Linked DNA regions of Homo sapiens: region 1 is linked to region 2. A link is an interaction called in ENCODE POLR2A ChIA-PET data of the cell type or tissue named here. Cell type or tissue: Caco-2. All regions are shown on one strand. Links, peaks and the distances in the headings refer to the core of each region. The heading gives the core; the rest is flanking DNA. Region 1 overlaps EDARADD (EDAR associated via death domain). Region 2 overlaps HEATR1 (HEAT repeat containing 1).

What was found. Peaks named below come from ENCODE experiments on the same cell type or tissue, not always from the same donor. Only the 100,000 strongest peaks of a DNase experiment are listed, where the experiment ranks them.
Region 1: POLR2A ChIA-PET joins it to region 2 with 7 read pairs; 2 of 35 experiments call an interaction of 5 or more read pairs at or near these places.

What each region holds. Positions count from the first base shown.
Region 1 is chr1:236,419,662-236,422,586 of GRCh38, forward strand. All of the region lies in intron 3 of EDARADD (EDAR associated via death domain), which reads left to right. Among named protein-coding and RNA genes, the nearest start is that of EDARADD, 27 kb to the left of the region's middle. In Caco-2, for the core only: no CTCF peak of the experiment used is centred there; a DNase peak (open chromatin) is centred at 1,570.
Region 2 is chr1:236,587,666-236,590,590 of GRCh38, forward strand. HEATR1 (HEAT repeat containing 1) reads right to left here. Exons shown (of 45, transcript NM_018072.6): 13 at 283-378. Among named protein-coding and RNA genes, the nearest start is that of HEATR1, 15 kb to the right of the region's middle. In Caco-2, for the core only: no CTCF peak of the experiment used is centred there; no DNase peak of the experiment used is centred there.

The DNA.
Region 1 (2,925 bases), core at 139-2,638, 170 kb before region 2:
GGAGAGCTGAGAGCGAGGCAAGCCTGGGTCAGATGGTGACCGCTCTAGCTGTAAAAAGATAACATACACAGCCTCAGGCAAAGACCACACTTTTAGCTTCAGTTTCCCAGATAATACTATTATGAAAAGAAAGTCTTTTATTCCAGTCAGAATTGTGTGTGAGACAATGAATATACATGGTCCCTTATTTGAACCAATCTAGCAGCTCAGCGCATAATAGGTGAATGAATGCTAATGCATGGACGGTGACTCGCGCCTGTAATCCCAGCATTTTGGGAGGCCAAGGCGGGTGGATTACTCGAGGCCAGGAGTTCCAGACCAGCCTGGTCAACATGGCGATACCCCGTCTCTACTAAAAATACAAAAATAGAATTAGTCAGGTGTGGTGGTGGCACGCACCTGTAATCCCAGATACTGGAGTGGCTGAGGCACGAGAATCGCTTGAACCTGGGAGGCAGAGATTGCAGAGAGCTGAGATCATGCCACTGCACTCCACCCTGGACAACAAAGTGAGACTTTGTTTCAAAATAAATAAATACATAAAATAAAAAGACTGCTAATGAAGGTAAAAATCAAATGGCTTAATCAATCAATCCCTCACTTCATCCTGACTTTTCAACCCTGAGTTAAATGGTTCTGTATTTAAGGCTAAATAACTTTAAACATTTACATGGTGCTAAAATTTCTGTTATAATATATTTCTGCCAACCTTAAAGTTTAGAGTATGGCCTTGAATTCTGTGACTAAAGATTAGAATCTGATGGAACAAAATCAGTTTTTAAGCTATTTTGTACCATCTTCACCACAGGTGGGAAAACTGTGAAGTTAACACAACTTTGGAATGGAAGTTGCTTCCTAGCAATTCATATGGAAAGATGTTAAATGTTTAACATGAATTTCAAGTTCCTTTGCTTTTCACTGGCAACCTGAACTTGAACAAGAGAACCAAAATGGTTTAGGTTTGACCTTTAGGAGGGTGAGCTGTTGGGACAAGTATAATCCCACTCTCTACTGTCTGAAAGGCTTAGTAAAATGACAGACGAATGAACACACTGGAATTTGATATCACGTTGTTAATCAGGGGAGAATTTTTTTTTTGAGATGGAGTCTCGCTCTGTCACCTAGGCTGGAGTGCAGTGGCACGGTCTCGGCTCACTGCACTCCTGAGTTCAAGCAATTCTCCTGCCTCAGCCTCCTGAGTAGCTGAGATTACAGGCACCCGCCACCACACCAAGTTAATTTTTGTATTTCTAGTAGAGATGTGGTTTCACCATGTTGGCCAGGCTGGTCTCGAAGTCCTGACCTCAGGTGATCCACCTGTCTCGGCCTCCCAAAGTGCTGGGATTACAGGTGTGAGCCACTGTGCCCTGCCAGGAGAATGTGTTTTGATTGTCTCCTCTTCACCCTGTTGGTGAGGGAGGGATTCCATCTTAGGGTTACAGGGATGGCCAAACACATGACACTCAACACTTAACAGATGAGATCGACAGGAATTTATGAGTCATGTATACTCAGTCCAGGAGGGGAGGACACTGTGCGTCATGCAGGGCCACATGGAGGTTGCACTTAGGAGCAGAGCAAACAACAAGGGGCTGTCAGACAGGCTTTATGGTATTAAGCAAGTGGGGTGCCTCCTGGTTGTCAGGATGTGATTGGCTTGTTTGAGTTAAGTCCATGGAATCAGGGGAAATGAAGCCCATTACAAAAAGAGAACAAGGACTGTGCGTGGTCCCCTTGGTAAGGGGCGTTGTTTGGCTAGGGGACTTTGGCCATGGGAGCAGAGTGGGAAGGAGACTTGTGGTTAGGCCATTCAAGACCTTCCCAGTTCTTTTTTTTTTTTTTTTTTTTTTTTTTGAGACAGAGTCTCACTCTGTCGCCCAGGCTGGGGTGCAGTGGCTCAATCTCGGCTCACTGCAACCTCTGCCTCCCAAGTTCAAGCCATTCTCCTGCCGCAGCCTCCTGTGTAGCTGGGATTACAGATGCCCGCCACCACGCCTGGCTAAGTTTTGTATTTTTAGTAAAGATGGGGTTTCACCATGTTAACCTAACCTCTAACTGGTCTCTAACTCCTGACCTCAGGTGATCTACCCGCATTGGCCTCCCAAAGTGCTGGGATTACAGGTGTGAGCCCTTCCCAGTTCTACCAATGTCAAGGCAGCACATAAATTGAGTCTCAATGTTAGGTCTTATACAACAGTTCACCCCTAGATGCCATGGCATAAATTTAAACCTTAATGATGGCTGAGACTTCTAGGGAATAGAAGTGCCCCACTAAGAAGCAAGGAAGGCACTTGACCAGGAGGGAGAGGGCCACATGGTGAGATGGTCATCAAAAACAGGAACTTTAGAGGTGTCCCCCTGATGGCCAGTAAAGGCAGTTGAGGAACCCGTGTGGCATTGGTGTAGGGAGTACATGTCTCCAGAGGTTGTGGATTTAGATTCATTAAGGCCTGTGACAATAGTGACACCCAGTAACTTACATAGGAGTTTCTTGAAGATTTCATTATGCCTCTCAATCGAACCTGCTGCCTGATATGAGAGGGGAGGTGGAAGTTTCATTGAATGGCTTAAGAGCCTGGCGTTGTATGTTCTTAGAAGAGAAATGAGTGTCTTGCTCACTGTCAGTAATAAGTGGGACTCCAAAGGAGACTGGAAATGTTCTGCTGAAGCCTTGTATGGTGGCCTTGCTGTACATAGAGACATCTGTTTCTTTATTTATAGTTTGGGTGTATTTGAGGCAAGAGATTCTGAGAGTTCTTTACCACAAAGGGTGCAACTCTTAGGCAATGGTCCAAAAATTTATAAAAACTGTGCAGATGGGGCGATTTGTTGGCCAGGACATCCAGCAATAAGATGACTGCCTGAAGTTTGGCCAGTTTTGCTAATCTTGGGTCCTTCCTTTATCAGGGATATCCTGGTTAAGGG
Region 2 (2,925 bases), core at 151-2,650:
CAGGTCCCAAGGTATTTGCTATTGATAAAAATATGTTAAAAGCAATATAAAAATTCACAAAACATTTTTCCTGTTTGAACAACTTCCATATATATTTAATATATCAAATTGTGAATTTCTGTGAGTTTCTCCTAACCAGACTTAAGTCTGTGCTCTCCAGAGAACAAATTTCCCATGGAAAAATAATTTCCAAAAATATTCTAGTCTCAAGCAGAGAATCAAGTGAGAAGGGCAAGGAAATTTACAAAATTGTATACCTCAACAAATGACAAATTCACTCACCTCAAAAGCACTTATAGCCGACAAAACAACATCTATATTATCATCACCTAATCGGGCTAAAACAGCTTCTTTTATGAAAGATTCATCAACACCCTCCTGAGCAATAAAAGAAAAACATTAATTTAGCTGTTGCCAAAAATCTCTTAAGGCTTTGCACTAGAAAGGAAGTATGGTTTTGTGAAAAACACTCCAGAATGACAGTCTAACACAGGCTCTGCTCTGGATGAGGACTGAAACACACTAGAACTAGATAATCGCTAAAGGGCCTTTTGAGATTAATAATTGTTTGGTACAAATCCTTTTCAAGTTTTCAGTGAAAATATAGTAAATATGGTATACTCCAAATATAGTTTTTGTAGTTAAGGAGTTCATCTTATTAAAGTGAGAGCCCAGATATTGACGGGATATAGACTAAAGAATAAGAATGTCTAATTTAAATCCTAGCTCTACCACTTACTAGTTGTGTAACTTTAGTCAAGTCACTTAACCTTTCTGGATCTCACTATTCTCACCTATAAAACAGGTTTGCTAATAAATAATACCTACCTGCAAGGGTTGTTAGAAGATTAAAAAATACATGTCAGTCTGTAGCACAGTGCTTTACACATAGTACTGTTAAAAGCTAGCTAGTATTATCTAAATTTTTACAAGGATAAGGACATGTACTACAAAGCCAGTCTGCCAAAAATAGAGATCATTTTTTAAATATAACAAATAAAAGAAAACAATGTATATTCATTCACAGAGAAAGAAAACTAGGACTGCTAATCAACCTGAATATATCCCTATCTATATGTGGCAGGCAACTAAATAATATAAAAAACATAGGTCACTCTGTTGGGAGAAAAATGAAAATTCACAGAATTCACAAAAATTAAGTTAGTCAGGCACAGTGGTGCATGTCTATAATCCCAGCTACTCTGGAGGCTGAGGTGGGAGGACTGCTTAAGCCCAGGAGTTTGAGGCCAGCCTGGATAACATAGCAAGACCCCATCATTTAAACAAATCCTCAAGAGCTAATAAGCAGCCATATATCTGAACCTGGAGTTTAGAATAAAACCTATGTCCTGTCATCAATGGAGAAAAGAAAATGAAACATGGTATGCAAAGGAGGACATCAACTGCAATTACAATCCTCAAGCCTGTAAGTTGAATGTATGCAGGGCCGGCCCTTCACCGAAAAACGAACCAAACCCAGAGAACAGGAGAGAAAGGCAGTAAAAGAAGGAAGGATGAGAATAACTTCAGAAACAGAAGATTCCAGGACTCCCCTTTATTCTAGAAGAATTTCTTATCACTGAAATCCTCCTATCACAACAAAGACTATTATTCAATGAATTTATTTAACATATCGACAAAATAAACCTATTGGCAGTTTACAAAAGCAGAATTCATGTCAGATCAAATAAAGCAACATTTCTCAAACCTGAATATTACATCAGTCACTTTCAAAGAAACATTCTCAAAGATCTAAATGTTGTTTGTTGTTTATATATCAACTTAAAATTAAGTATAACTCCTTCTTAAAATATAGATGACATAAAACAAAAATTTTTTTTTAAATCTACAAGGGAAATACTAAAAACTCTATAAAACCAATAAAATTCAAATGAAGATGAACTTAGTGTGATTAGTTGTAATTAGCTGAAATTAAATTTTACTGATCATATGATTTTACTTGTAGTAAGAATCTGCTTCTAATTGCTATGACACAAGTTCTAGAGTTCGGCACGTTTACACTGCCATGTGCTACAAGGAAACTAAACTCTGTTAACCGCTTTACTCTGTTCCAGAAATTTCTCAAATATGCAAATCACGGTGCATAATTTTAGATATGACACAGATGGAGCATTCCTATTTTAATTATAGTAACTATAGTAAAATGCATATACAATTAGCACCTCACACCCACAATTTGAAGGCTATGTAAAAAAATAATGAGTCCATCTGAAATAAAGAAAAATTGTGAGAAAATAATACTACTATCAGTGGTAATTTGTAATTTAGCAAAAATTGTACAGGGACTGCTTGAATGACTAAAGTTTGGAAACTACTATTCTATGTGCATCATTACCAAGTCTTCATACCAATGCCTTTTGGTATAAATGCAAATTAGACCAAATTATTTACAAATAAAGTCAGCCTCAATACATATTTGAAACCACTAACATTTTAAAGACAAACGAAACTGCAGGCACCAAAATCATGGAACAGTGTTCAAAAGTTATCATTCAAATGTCCCAAAATATGTCTTCATCTAAAATTAAGACTATCAAAATCAAATTTCTCGGTTTTTTTTTGAAAGAGTCTTGCCCTGTCACCCAGGCTGGAGAGCAGTGGCGTGATCATGGCTCGCTGCAGCCTCAACCTCTCACACCCAAGAGATCCTCCTACCTCAGCCTCTCAAGTAGCTGGGACCAAAGCGTGTGCCACCAAACTTGGCTAATTTTTTATTTTTTGAACTTTTTTATAGAGAAGGGGGTCTCCCTATGTTGCCCAGGTTGGTCTCAAACGTTTGGGCTCAAGTGATCCTTCTCACAGAGTGCTGGGATTATAGGCATGAGCTGCTGTGACCGGCCCAAAATCAAATTTCAAAACTAAAAAAATTCTCAGATAATTAATGAACCTACGTGAATTAATCTA